Regions from separate parts of the Homo sapiens genome. Here region 1 is linked to region 2. A link is a contact called in ENCODE Hi-C or POLR2A ChIA-PET data. All regions are on one chromosome and are shown on one strand. The core of a region is the stretch at or near the end of the contact, and the rest is flanking DNA. Distances in the headings are between cores, read along the strand shown. Region 1 overlaps R3HDM2 (R3H domain containing 2). Region 2 overlaps NAB2 (NGFI-A binding protein 2).

Evidence for each region. A loop is a pair of places that touch in the nucleus more often than their neighbours do. ChIA-PET counts read pairs that join two places held with the same protein, here RNA polymerase II (POLR2A). Pooled maps may share reads with other maps.
Region 1: a loop to region 2 is called in a pooled map, with 2.8 times the contacts of the local background. The contact joins two enhancer-like sites. A Hi-C loop is called at or near these places in 6 of 50 pooled maps. POLR2A ChIA-PET finds 5 or more read pairs at or near these places in 2 of 52 experiments (A549 and GM12878).

What each region holds. Positions count from the first base shown.
Region 1 is chr12:57,277,407-57,284,362 of GRCh38, reverse strand. It overlaps R3HDM2 (R3H domain containing 2), which reads left to right. Exons shown (of 24, transcript NM_001394031.1): 13 at 307-539; 14 at 3,833-4,005. Among named protein-coding and RNA genes, the nearest start is that of STAC3, 30 kb to the right of the region's middle. RefSeq lists an enhancer at 3,384-4,583. Within about 2 kb of position 4,027, at least 19 of the 41 ENCODE cell types and tissues checked have a DNase peak (open chromatin) inside an H3K27ac peak, as active enhancers do.
Region 2 is chr12:57,090,060-57,097,263 of GRCh38, reverse strand. NAB2 (NGFI-A binding protein 2) reads right to left here. Exons shown (of 7, transcript NM_005967.4): 2 at 5,266-6,139; 3 at 4,683-4,816; 4 at 4,296-4,347; 5 at 4,069-4,201; 6 at 3,666-3,857; 7 at 1,788-2,652. The coding sequence ends at 2,543. It overlaps STAT6 (signal transducer and activator of transcription 6), which reads left to right. Exons shown (of 22, transcript NM_003153.5): 20 at 131-196; 21 at 286-414; 22 at 503-1,856. The coding sequence ends at 692. Among named protein-coding and RNA genes, the nearest start is that of NAB2, 4.5 kb to the right of the region's middle. RefSeq lists enhancers at 824-943, 621-1,457, 2,002-2,532, 3,024-3,318, 3,065-3,596 and silencers at 2,959-3,028, 3,869-3,918, 5,266-5,546. Within about 2 kb of position 3,848, at least 30 of the 41 ENCODE cell types and tissues checked have a DNase peak (open chromatin) inside an H3K27ac peak, as active enhancers do.

The DNA.
Region 1 (6,956 bases), core at 2,778-5,277, 190 kb before region 2:
AGAGACCACAGCCAATCTCAGCATCATGTATATGGTTTCCCATCCACCTCTGGTCTGATGTATTAAATTAGTTGCCAGTGCACTGTCTTCCAGATTTGCCTCTGTGTTCTTTGTTACTGTACTGGATCTTGTTCTGTCTGCTCCCATCAACTCTTAGTTGGCCAGCCAACTAACAATAAGTCAGTGTCCATCCTCCCTTTAATTCTTACCCATTCTTTGTTATTGAGAGAATAGAAATGAATTATCTCCTAGCCCTTCTGCTAAAGTGGTGGGTGGGAGGTGCTCTGACCACTATGGTCTCTGCAGGGGGAACCGTGAAGGACTGAGCCGCACCTCAAGCAGCCGCCAGAGCAGCACAGACAGCGAACTCAAATCCCTGGAGCCACGCCCTTGGAGCAGCACAGACTCTGATGGCTCTGTCCGGAGCATGCGACCCCCTGTCACCAAAGCTAGCAGCTTCAGTGGAATCTCTATCCTTACCCGAGGTGACAGCATCGGCAGCAGTAAAGGCGGCAGTGCGGGAAGGATCTCCAGGCCAGGTATTACAGCTTCTTTTCTTCCATGTCATACCCATCCCTTCTTGCTTGTCTCCTGTGAAACATCACTGATATTTACTTTTTTTTTTGAGACAGAGTCTCCTCTGTTGCCCAGGCTGGAATGCAGTGGTGTGATCTCAGCTCACTGCAACCTCTGTCTCCCGGGTTCAAGTGATTCTCCTGCCTCAGCCGCTTGAATAGCTGGGATTACAGGCATGCGCCACCACACCTGACTAATTTTTGTATTTTTAGTAGAGGTGAGGTCTCACCATGTTGGTCAGGCTGGTCTCAAACTCCTGACCTGAGGTGATCTGCCTGCCTCAGCCTCCTAAAGTGCTGGGATTACAGGCGTGAGTCACCACGCCCAGCCCATATTTACTTTCAATAAAACATTTGTCCCAGTATAGTTTCCTGGAAACCTAATACAGCCAGGGGAAGGGACATTTGAATTTTGGATCCATTGTCCTTGCTTGGATTTAGTCCTCCTCATTTTCTTTCAAACCTTCTGCCTGATTGGAAAAAAAAAAAGAATTGATTGTGATTAGATTATTTTCTCTGATTTTCATGTAAGGTGGAACATCCATATCAGCCCAGGTCTCAAGTTATATACTAAGATGAAAATGATAGCCACTTTCATTCTATGACTCTTGAGATTGTAGAGGCTTTGTAGAGCAGAGGGAATCCTTAGAGTTTAGTAGTTTGTAATTAATTGATACCAGCTAATAGGCTAGAATTTAGAGGGATGCTGCTATGGCTGCTTCTCTGGAGCTCAGTCACTGGAAAGGAGCAGACACTCCTATGTTCCACATGAAAGCTCTGTAACCACCCATCAGCTCTCCTGCTACAAAACCTTCTCTATCTATTTCTGCTGCTCTCTTAGCAGAAGGGCATTTAGACCTCTATTTCATCGTCCTCCTCCCTTTGAAGAGTTGCTTGAATCTCATCCCAGAAGTTCTGTAGTTATCCTCAGAAGACATCAGTAGTGCTGAAGATTTTGCCTCTGACCCCTAGGTCTCTGCTGCCCTTCTCTGTTACCTCCTTTCTAATCCCACTGCCTCAGCCTTTATCCACACTTTTATTTTCTTTTATGTAATTATGACACTGGCGCCCAAACTGATATCTCTACTCCATTCTCAGCTCTTTTTATGATTTTTTTTTTGCTTTTTCAAGAGTCGGGGTCTTGCTGTTATCCAGGCTGGATTGCAGTTGCACCATCACAGCTTACTGCAGCCTTGAACTCCTGGGCCCAGATGATCCTCCCACCTCAGACTCCCAAGTAGCTGGGATTACAGACATGAGCCATTGCATCTGGTTGCTTAGCCCTTTTTAGAGCCAGTTTGCCAATCTAAAACAGATCTAAACTCATCAGTAGTCTTTTAAAAATGTTCGTTTCTGCATCCTCACCTGAATAGTAAAATCCAAATTACTTAATATAGCATAACTTCCTGACTCCAGTTTGCCATTGCTGTCTAATTTCCAGATCTTTCCTTCTTTCCAACCATTTCTTTCTTTCCTTTTTTTTTTTTTGAGATGGAGTCTTGCTCTTGTTACGCAATGGCACGACCTCGGCTCACTGCAACCTCCGCCTCCCGGGTTCAAGCGATTCTCCTGCCTCAGCCTTTCGAGTAGCTGTGATCACAGGCACCCGCCACCACGGCCGGCTAATTTTTTGTATTTTTAGTAGAGATGGGGTTTCACCACGTTGGCCAGGCTGGTCTCAAACTCCTGATGTCAGGTGATCCACCCACCTAAGCCTCCCAAAGTGCTGGGATTACAGGCATGAGCCACCACACCCAACCAACCATTTCTTGAATATGGCATTAGCTTTGTTTCCTCTTGGTCTTATAAGCATCTGTCATTCTTCAACCCCAGCTTTCCTGCTGACCCCTCTTTAAATCCTTTCCTGACCCTCCCAGGAGTTTTTGCTTCCTCATCTTTGCTTTCATGCAACTTTGTCGATATCACTGATGTATTCCTTATCCTTATCAGATTATAATTGTCATGTGGATGTCTATCTCCCATCAGAAGTTCCTGTGCTGTTGGCTGGGCATGGTGGCTCACACCTGTAATTCTAGCACTCTGGGAGGCAGAGGCAGGCAGATCACTTGAGGCCAGGAGTTCGAAACCAGCCTGGCCAACAAGGCAAAACCCCATCTCTACCAAAGACATCAAAATTAGTTGGGCGTGGTGGTGGGTGCCTGTAATCCCAGCTACTTGGGAGGCTGAGGCAGAAGAATCGCTTGAACCTGGGAGGTGGAGGTTGCAGTGAGCCAAGATCGTGCCACTGCATTCCAGCCTGGGCGACAGAGTGAGACCCTGTCTCAAAAAAAGAAAAAAGTTCCTGTGCTGTTAAGGGCAAGGACTGTGTTTCACTCATCTTTATGTCTTTAGTTCATTATACAGTGCTTGGCACATAGTAAAGTATGTTGTGTTGAATGAGTTCATGCCTTGGAGAGCCTAGAAATGGGGAAATGAGTTGGATAAAGGTTATGTGTATGCTTGAAGTTTTCTCAGCAACATTTTTTTTTTTTTTTTTTTTGAGACCGAGTCTCGCTCTTGTCGCCCAGGCTGGAGTGTCATGGCGCGATCTCAGCTCACTGCAACCTCTGCCTCCTGGGTTCAAGCGATTCTCCTGTCTCAGCCTCCCAGGTAGCTGGGATTACAGGCGCCCACCCTCAAGCTCGGATAATTTTTATATTTTCAGTAGAGACGGAGTTTCACTATGTTGGTTGGCCAGGCTGGTCTCAAACTCCTGACCTCAGGTGATCCACCCGCCTCAGCCTCGCAAAGTGCTGGGATTACAGGCATGAGCCACTGCGCCCGGCCCTCAGCAACTTTTATAAGAGATGTTGCAAATTGAGAAGAAAGCAAAGAGAAGACAGATCTCTCTCTCTCTAGCAAAAGGACGGATCTCTTAAGAGACCAAAAATCTGTGCCTTCCCAGGAAGTAAGCATTTATATTTTCAGCTATCTAAGTTTGATGGACAGATTCCAGACACTTCAGGGGAGGTGCTTCAGCAGCCTCACATTTTGTTCAATTTCATAACCAAACTTGACAGTCAAGGTGGTTCCTGTCCCTAGGGAGCAGAAGCCTGCAAAGAGGAGGACTGGCATCAGCAAGGCAGCTGAAATGCATCTGTGCTCATCTGTGAATCTTCAAAAGACAGTGGGGGAGGGGACAAAAGGGAATAAAGAGGAAAGGCAAAGAAAAAGTAGAGCCCTCTGACTAAGCTTCCAGGGATAATGTGTTCGTGGCTTATGCTTACAACTTTTTGTGGGTTTCTTCTTTGCCTTAGGTATGGCACTAGGTGCCCCAGAAGTGTGCAACCAGGTCACCTCATCCCAGTCTGTCCGGGGGCTTCTCCCTTGTACTGCCCAGCAGCAACAGCAGCAGCAGCAGCAGCAACTTCCTGCTCTCCCACCCACGCCTCAGCAACAGCCACCCTTGAATAATCACATGATCTCACAGGTGAGTCACCACTCAGTGTCAGAGTCCTCTCCACTCTGATTCAAGCAAACTTTAGATGTACCGTCATGTCTCTTGTGCTGTGGGTGGCAGGAAGGATCAGTTTTTGGAGACATGCCACTCTCTCCCCCATTTCTCATTTGTTAGTTGTAGGGAAAGAAGAACCTTGAGCAAAGGTTTTGCCAAATAACTACTGAGTCAGCTTGGGGGTTTTTTGCTTTATATTTCTTCCTCTGCTTCCTGAACATTGTCAGTAGAATCTTTTATTTCATACCACATTTCTACTGTACCCCATCTCCCTCTATGTCCATGTGTAATTAACAAGGCATTTTTTTCCATTACATCTATATATTGGAACTTGAAAAGATTATAACTTCCACCATCATCTGACCAACTATGTGGACCCATAAACACCTATTTATGTGTTGGGGTTTGCGGAAAAAAGAAATAACACTCAAGACCCCTTCCATACATATGCCACGAAACACAAAGACTCCAAATGTGTCTTTGTTTTCCATGACTCAAAAGGGCTGTATCCTTCTCCTTCTGTTGCTGGACTGGTAAATGTTGGTACCAACTAGAGTTTAAGTGAAGTTTTGCATCTGTGGAGACCAGGAAGGTCATTAGCCTAAGAATCAGTCCTGTTCTAAACCAGAACTTCAGTATTCTGTTTTATTTCTTTCTTTTAATTTTTAAAAAATGTATTGTTATTATTATTATTTTGAGATAGGGTCTTGCTTATGTTGCCTAGGCTGGTCTCAAACTTGTGGGCTCAAGTGATCCTCCCTCCTTGGCCTCCTAAAGTGCTGAGATTACAGGCATGAGCCACCATGCCTGGCCATTGTCATTAAGGTGACTATGTTTAAAAGTCACCTTAAGGCCAGGCATGGTTGCTCAAGCCTGTAATCCCAGCACTTTGGGAGGCTGAGGCGGGTGAATCACCTGAGGTCAGGAGTTCAAGACCAGCCTGCCCAACATGGTGAAACCCGGTCCCTACTAAAAATACAAAAATTAGCCACGTATGGTGGCGGGTGCCTGTAATCCCAGCTACTAGGGAGGCTGAGGCAGGAGAATCGCTTGAACCCATGAGGCGGAGGTTGCGGCGAGCCGAGATCGCGCCACTGCTCTCTAGCCTGGGCGACAGAGTAAGACCCTGTCTCAAAAAAAAAAAAAAAAAAAAAAGTCACCTTAATACTCCGAGCAGAGCTGTGCTGAGATCTTCACTTACTCCCTTCTCACACGAATAGAGCTCTTTTTGAGGAGAGCCCCATACTTTATCCTGAAGTATTCTCTGGTAGCTGGAAAGCCCATGTGTCTGCAGTCTTTTCTGCTGTAGTTTACATTCTCATGTTACCTCCCAGGCTCCCTCATCCCTCTGCTTATTAGTCCAGCTTGGCCTTAGATATATTTCTTCCCTAGGTGTAAGAAGCAAGTCCCAAACACTAATACCCCATGAACTAGAAACTAGAGTGCAAAGACCCCAGAATGGCCCAGTATTGCCCTATCTCAAATATTGTGAAATGAAGCTGAAACAAAGAACAGTGAAGATCTAGGAAATCCTACTTTGTGTCTAAATGTAATTTGCATGCAAGTCATTGCAGTCCTCTATCTTAGTCTAAGTCAGTTCTTTCTATAGTCCTAACTTTCTTGTTCTACCACCATCTACCCCAGTAAGTCTCGTTCACTTCAGTTTACCTTGCTCCCTACTGAAGCATAGTGTCCTTGTATGTGTACTTTTCTCTGTCTGTGTCTTAATTCAAACCTGTAAGTGGGTAAACTATGCTTCTCCTTCTGTCATCTGCTACCGTGTTTTTTATGTGTATGACTTGCTTTTCCAAGGTCCTAATATTTTCTAGGTTTTTTTTTCCCTAAAATGTGTATTTTAATAGTCTTGCTCCCTTTTCTCCCTCTTAGTCTCCCATCTGCCTGCATCTTCCACCTATAATCTCATACCTAGAAACAGACGAGACGGCAAGAGTGGGAGAGGAATAAAGAGATAAAAGAACCATTTGGGACTGAAATTTATACAGAATGTCCAAGTGACTGGCCCTAAACCCCAATCTTCTACTCAGGTTCTGTCCCTGCTACTGGATTGTGAGGGTCAATTGGTCGATCGTTGGCATTGGCTTATCTCCTATGGGGAGTGTGGTGCCAGGTTAGGTGCTATAGCTCGGGGGTAAAGGAACACTACTTGGTGCAGCAATTCCTGTTCTCTTAGAAATTCATTCTTGAGATTAATTGTGATCACTAACTCCAAATGAAAGAATTTATCCAGGTTTTGATGCCCTGGAAGCATTTATGGAAGCTGCTAAAAATTATCCCACCATCTCACTGTATGTATCTCCTTTTTTCTCCCTCTCCACTTTTTCACCCTTCCTCTTTATTTTTTTATTCCTCTTCCTACTGCCATTTTCTTTCTTTCTTTTGCTTTCTTTTTCCCTGATTGGCCTTCAGCACTGGGGGCTCCCTAGACCAAAGTTGCTGAGCCTGAGAATAATTATTGTTCAGTTTCTAATGGTACATAACAGTGCTAGGATTAAAGAAGTGATCATGTGCACACACAAACACCACTGTGCTTACTCTAAAGCTTTTCCTGTAGAAGAAAAACTTTGAGACTGGGTGCGGTAGCTCACGCCTGTAATCCCAGCACTTTGGGAGGCCGAGGAGGGCAGATTACTTGAAGCCAGAAGTTTGAGACCAGCCTGGCCAACCTGGTGAAACAACGTCTCTACTAAAAATACAGAAATTAGCTGGGTGTGGTGGTGCACATCTGTAATCCCAGCTTCTTGGGAGTCATCAGCCTCCTAAGCATGAGAATTGCTTGAACCTGGGAGGTGGAGGTTGCAGTGAGCTGAGATTGCACCACTGCACTCCAGCCTGGGCAACACAGCAAGACTCTGTCTAAAAAAAAAAAAAAAATCTTTGAGGAAGGGTTGTTACCTTTAACTCTGTCA
Region 2 (7,204 bases), core at 2,599-5,098:
AGCTTGCCCAGGCCATGACTAAGTCAGGATAAGGAGCTGGAGCTTGTTTCCTCACTCAGTGGTCCTGACTTTGCACCACTCTGCATTTGCCTAGCCTGCCTTCCTCTAACTGTGCTCTCCCTACTTCCAGGCCTCACCTGCAGATGCCCCCCAGCCTGGGCCAGATGAGCCTGCCCTTTGACCAGCCTCACCCCCAGTGAGTGACAAAGCCCCTCCTGACCCCATGTGCCTCTTCTTTCCTGGCCTTGCCCCGCTCTCCTTATTTCCATTGCTGGTTCCTGGCAGGGGCCTGCTGCCGTGCCAGCCTCAGGAGCATGCTGTGTCCAGCCCTGACCCCCTGCTCTGCTCAGATGTGACCATGGTGGAAGACAGCTGCCTGAGCCAGCCAGTGACAGCGTTTCCTCAGGGCACTTGGTGAGTGGCAGCTTGGGAGTGGAGGCTGGGTGGCATCTAGGGGAGTGGGCGCCATGCCTACTCCACTGCTTCTCCCATCTCCTTGCAGGATTGGTGAAGACATATTCCCTCCTCTGCTGCCTCCCACTGAACAGGACCTCACTAAGCTTCTCCTGGAGGGGCAAGGGGAGTCGGGGGGAGGGTCCTTGGGGGCACAGCCCCTCCTGCAGCCCTCCCACTATGGGCAATCTGGGATCTCAATGTCCCACATGGACCTAAGGGCCAACCCCAGTTGGTGATCCCAGCTGGAGGGAGAACCCAAAGAGACAGCTCTTCTACTACCCCCACAGACCTGCTCTGGACACTTGCTCATGCCCTGCCAAGCAGCAGATGGGGAGGGTGCCCTCCTATCCCCACCTACTCCTGGGTCAGGAGGAAAAGACTAACAGGAGAATGCACAGTGGGTGGAGCCAATCCACTCCTTCCTTTCTATCATTCCCCTGCCCACCTCCTTCCAGCACTGACTGGAAGGGAAGTTCAGGCTCTGAGACACACCCCAACATGCCTGCACCTGCAGCGCGCACACGCACGCACACACACATACAGAGCTCTCTGAGGGTGATGGGGCTGAGCAGGAGGGGGGCTGGGTAAGAGCACAGGTTAGGGCATGGAAGGCTTCTCCGCCCATTCTGACCCAGGGCCTAGGACGGATAGGCAGGAACATACAGACACATTTACACTAGAGGCCAGGGATAGAGGATATTGGGTCTCAGCCCTAGGGGAATGGGAAGCAGCTCAAGGGACCCTGGGTGGGAGCATAGGAGGGGTCTGGACATGTGGTTACTAGTACAGGTTTTGCCCTGATTAAAAAATCTCCCAAAGCCCCAAATTCCTGTTAGCCAGGTGGAGGCTTCTGATACGTGTATGAGACTATGCAAAAGTACAAGGGCTGAGATTCTTCGTGTATAGCTGTGTGAACGTGTATGTACCTAGGATATGTTAAATGTATAGCTGGCACCTTAGTTGCATGACCACATAGAACATGTGTCTATCTGCTTTTGCCTACGTGACAACACAAATTTGGGAGGGTGAGACACTGCACAGAAGACAGCAGCAAGTGTGCTGGCCTCTCTGACATATGCTAACCCCCAAATACTCTGAATTTGGAGTCTGACTGTGCCCAAGTGGGTCCAAGTGGCTGTGACATCTACGTATGGCTCCACACCTCCAATGCTGCCTGGGAGCCAGGGTGAGAGTCTGGGTCCAGGCCTGGCCATGTGGCCCTCCAGTGTATGAGAGGGCCCTGCCTGCTGCATCTTTTCTGTTGCCCCATCCACCGCCAGCTTCCCTTCACTCCCCTATCCCATTCTCCCTCTCAAGGCAGGGGTCATAGATCCTAAGCCATAAAATAAATTTTATTCCAAAATAACAAAATAAATAATCTACTGTACACAATCTGAAAAGAAAGACGCTCTAACTGCTCAGATAGGTGCTGCGGTCCAGCCCCCAGCTGGAGGAGACCCTGAGTCCAACCCAGGCCTCCCGAGGGGGCCAGTGAAGGGATCCCACACCCACCGCCCCTATGTAGGGCAGGGAAGAAATTGCAAAGGACTTGGGGGATAGATGGGAATGGGAGGGCAAACTGCAGCACTTGTTAAATTAATTAAAGAAACAAACCAGAAGCACAAAAACGGGGAAGGAGAGGGGAGAAGGAGCAGGTCCAGTGTTCCCAGGCCCCCAATTCTGGGGGCAAATGTTGCCACTTTTAGCTGGACCTTCCCAGGGAAGTCCCCCTTTCCCCCTTGTCCAAACTGAGTCCAACTGCTCACACCACTGGTGCAAACCTAAAGAGAATGGGAGTGTGTTGTGTGAGGGAGGGGAAAACCCCAGATGCCCTGGAGGCAGAGTCCTTGCCCCCTCGCTCTGGGCAGGGGTGAGGGCACCACGCACCCTCCTTGTGTCCTCTCTCCAGGCCTCTGCTTGTTATTGCTTGAAGCCCCACAGTCTTATGCCCATGGAGCAGGTGGGGAGGCAGGAGAAGGGCAGAGGAAGGATCCAGGGTTGTGACTAGATTCCGGGGATGGAGAGCGTGGGGGTCTGTGTGAGCCAGAAGTCTGAGGTCCTGGGTCTGAAGACACCAGTCCAACCCTCACTGCCGGCTGGCCTCAGCCTCCACTTTCACGCTGCTCCTGCGACCCTCCACCAGCGCGGGATGGGGTCCTGGGGCAGGACATCTGTCCAGCAGCCCTTCCTCGAACTCTGCAGGGAAAAGGGGGCAGTTAGGAGACTGCAGGGTGACTGGCTGCAGACAGAGGTGGTTGGGAACAGAAGCAGGGGCAAAGAAAGCTGTGAAGATGGGCTCAGTTTAGGTTTATTGAATTACTGCCTCCTGCCCACTGCATGTGTATGGGGGGTTCCATTCCCATGTGTGTGAGCCCCCTCCCCTCCCTGGCTGTGCGTAGCTCTGTCTCTGTCTGTCTCTCTCTCTTTCTCTCCCGCCTCCTCGGTTGCGCTGGAATTTCTGGTTCTGTCAGGAGCTGCGGGGGTGGTTTGGCTCTGACCTCTCCCCTCCCCCCTTCCCAAGCTCTGCCACCCCCACTCATCCCTGGCCCCCTCCCAGGCCCCTCCCAGGCCACTCTACCATGGCCCCCCAAGTTTTTTGGTAGCCAAATCAGAGGGAGAACAGGAAGCCAGCCTCCGAGCTCCTCCCTCAAGAAGAGCCCCCCTTCCAGTCCCCGCCCCCACTTCCCACCCACGCACAGTTTAAAAATACCAAGCCAGGGTTGGTGGCTTTGTCTGCTGCGTCACTCTCAGCCCAGCGGCTGCCCGGCCCTCCGCCTGCCCACTCCCTCTTCCCCCTTCCACACACAAAGCATCACTGCTTTGGGCTCCTCTGCTTCCAAGCTGGGCATCCCCATCCCCATACCCACAACTCCTAGCCTGCTCCCCACTCCTGGGTTGGTGGAAGTGCCATCTGAGCTTCCCTTATTGATGCTCCTCCTTCCTGCTCCTTCATCCTCTTTTCTCTGTCCCCCCATTCCCCAGTTCCCCTTTCACAGATCTACACTAGGACCAGACTTTCCATGGTGGGAGCAGCTCGGCAGGGTCTGCCTCTCTGCACCCCAAGGCCTGGCTGGCTGGAGCCCAGCCATCCTACTGCCCTCTCTGACGACTATATCCCTCTTCCTCCCACCTGGCCCCAGGACACCAGAATTGCTGTGTGGGGCCTGAGTGGCCGGGGTGCTTGGGGACAGCACTGCTGGCTGCCTCACCTGCGAGAGGTGGCTTCGCAGGCACACAGGGGCTGAGGCGGCCCACGCGGTCGTGGGAGACGAGGCGGGCGAGCCGCAGCCCCTCGTCCATCAGTGTCTGCTGCAGGATGTGTCGGCTCCATAGCCCATGGGCTGGCAATGCCAGAGGCAGGTCAGCAGGGGGCGGCGTCAGCCTTGGACATGACCCCACAGCTGTGGGCATGGGCACTGGTCAGGTAAGGGGCTGCAGCCAATGGAACCCCCACCCTCAACCACATAGCCAGCCCACAGGCCCTTCTGCCCCCCCTCCAGCCAGGTCTCCCAACCCTGTTTCAGGCACTGCCTCCTGGCTCACTCCTCCCCCAACCCCCTCCCCTACTCCCCCACCCTCAATGAAGAGAAAAGTGTTCTGAGGCACACTCACCCTGCAAATGTCCATCCAGACTCTCCCCAGACAGGCTGGCGCTGTCCTCCTCCAGGCTGGGGCGGTATGGGGGTACATAGGACTCAGGGCCTGGGGGAGGCTGCTGGATTTCAGGGTGACTCTGTTCTCCAACCTGTGGATGCCCAACATGGGGAAATGAAGACCTGCCAAGGGAGGGGATTGGGGAAGGCTGCCCAGTGCCCCTATATGCACCCCGGAAAACATACCTCTTGTTTCAGCTTCTTCAGTGGAGGGCCTCCCAGTTCTTCAGGGTGAAGCCTGAAAAGATGGGTAAGAATAAAGTGGATGAGGCTGACGAGGGCCACTCGACTGGCAGAGCACAGAACCCAGCCAGAGGCATGTGTTATTTAAAACCTTTGCCAAGAAGCTGGCCGAGAAAGAGTCTCTAGTTCAAGCACTATTGTTGTAGGGGGTTGGGGGGACCCGACATGGATGGGAGGAGAGACCAGACCTGAGACAAGCTGACTTGGCCAAAAGCAGGACATCCAGGTGGGCGGGAAGCAGGCCTAGAGCTGCCTGAGCTGAAGGTTAGGACATGATCTAACTCCATAGCAGGATTCCAGTCCAGGAAGGACCTGGGGAAGGGGTCTCACCTGGAGCCCTTCAAGGAGGACAAGTAGGTGCTCTCTCGGGCTACTTGGCGGGACAAAGAGAAGAGCTCCACTCTCCGTAATAAGAGCGTGTTGTCCCTCATGCAGAACTGGGCAGCAGCCTCGTTGATGGTGAGCTGTGGAGGGAGGGCAGCCAGGAGAGTCAGAATTCGAACTTCCCCGCTGCCTCACCAGACCTCCTCACACCCCTTCACCATTGGACAAATGAGGCCCATCCATCAGACGCTTGCTTTGGTTTTGACACTACATGGGAGCTTTCTGAGGTGGGAAGACAGAGGTCAGCACCCACAGCTTCCTAGGAATGCCCGGGGCCTCCTCCTCTCCTGTGGGGTCCTGAGTGACAAGGAGCTGAACAGCTCGGTGCTGCCTGTATCTCTGCTTCCCCCTCAGCTGAGGATGGAAGCACTGCGGCCGCTGGGGTAGGGGCCTGTTGGGGAGGGGATCAGGGCCTGGGGTCCTGGTCAAGAGATAATGAAAGATAGTCGGAGACTGTAGAAACTCGCAGAGGTAAGCGGCTGGAGACCTGGAAGTCAAGGGCAATCCTAGGAGGCCTGGGGGTTCTCACCTCGTGCAGGCTGAGCTGCTTGCCCTCCCGCCGCTTAGAGTCGAAACGGCCATAGATGATGCTGTATTTGCGGATCTCCTCTTCCTTCTGGCTGTCATTATCATCCATCTCAAAGATGTGCCCAACGCTCCGTGCCAGCTTCTTATTCAGCTTTAGCAGGGATGTGACCTCCCCAGCATCCCCCCTTGGGAAGCTCCGGAAGATCCTCTCCACACTTTCCACCACCATGCGTACCATCTCTGGCTCCAGTCGGTCTGGACCACCCCCAGTCCCACCTGCTGCCAGCCCCCCAGCCCCAGTCCCCTCAGGGACTCCTCCCCCTGCAGGGGGGGAGAAGGGGGGCGAGCCAGCCTCCTCTTCTCCTCCTGCCCCAACGTCCGACTCTGGAGTGCTCCGGCCTGGCCAGATCCGGGGGTCCCCTGCCCCAGGTCCCCCAGGCAGTGGTGATAGCTTCTCTCCAAGTTCAAGGGGGCTCTTGGGGCTAAAACTGCGGGCACTGCCTGCCTTTTCCCCTGGGCTGCCATGCCCATTGCTCATGCTCCCTTTCCGGGTACCCGCAGTCTCAGAGATCTTGAAGAGCGGGATGCTGGAGACGGGAACAGCAGGCACTGGTTGACTGAAGAGCCCTGGATTGGTGGCCCACTCTCTCAGTGCCTTCTGCAGGCGCCGGACATGGAGGGGCTTGGTGGCCATGCCCACAAGTGCCATGATCTCCAGAAACTCCTCCTCACCCGCCTCACACAGCTGCTGCACGTCGTCCCCTCCCTGCTGGATGAAGGTCTCATAGTAGGAAAGGAGGTTGGCGCGCTGCAGGACCCGGTACAGCTGCAGCTCCCCCAGCGTCCGAGGCAGTGCCATGGCTCGGGCACTGGGCCTGAGAAGGAGGGGCACAAGAGAGAGGCAGTCGGTGCAAGTCCCCCTACTGGGTACCAACCCACACTAACAATTGTTCCCTCTTTCCTGCCTGCTTTTCTTCCCCTCCCTCATTTGGATGCTATCCTGCCCAGTGCCCAGGTCTGAGTACAGACTCTCAGAATCAGGCACTGCTCAGAGGCATGGACAAGCCAGTGCCGTCCTAGACTGGCCCGAAGCCCCAAAAGTCAGTGGCCTGTGTCTGTAGGAGTCGAAGCGTCTTACAACCTTATCTTCAGCTTTTATCTTTTTGGTCTGGGGCAAGAAGAACTTGAGCGCTGAGGCTGACCAGCACCGACCTGGGATGGCTGGACCTCCCTCTCCCCCAAAACACAATCCTCACCTTCCCCTCTAAACACTCAGCAGTCTCAACACTGAAGTGAAGTCACCCATACTAAAGTGAATGTAGGAGCCCAGTCTCCCCCACAGTGGACGCTGCTGGCCAGCTTCATTCCCTGTGAAGGGGCCACAGCCCCAGGTGGCTAAAAGGGAGGGTGTGGCACCTTCCCTGGCTTTCCCACTCAGTGAGCCAGGTGGTGCCTTACTCTTCTCCGCTCAGCTTTTCCCAGGGGTTAAGCATTTATTTATTTATTTATTTATTTATTTATTTGAGACGGAGTCTCGCTCTGTCACCCAGGCTGGAGTGCAGTGGCGCTGTCACTGCAACCTCCGCCTCCCGGGTTCAAGCGATTCTCCTGCCTCAGCCTCCTGAGTAGCTGAGATTACAGGCGCCCGCCACCATGCCCGGCTAATTTTTGTATTTTTAGTAGAAACGGGGTTTCACCATGTTGGTCAGGCTGGGCTCGAATTCCTGACCTCGTGATCCACCCGCCTCAGCCTCCCAAAGTGCTGGGATTACAGGCCTGAGCCACCGGGCCCGCCCGGCCTGGTTAAGCATTCTTAACGCACGCTTCCTCTCTCCCCTCAGAACCTCTCCACCCTTCCAGGCTGCCCAGTGCTCCTCAGTGGCCCCTCTCCTAGCAGTGACACTCCCCACTTCCTCGGTCAGCCTTTTCCTTCAGCTCAG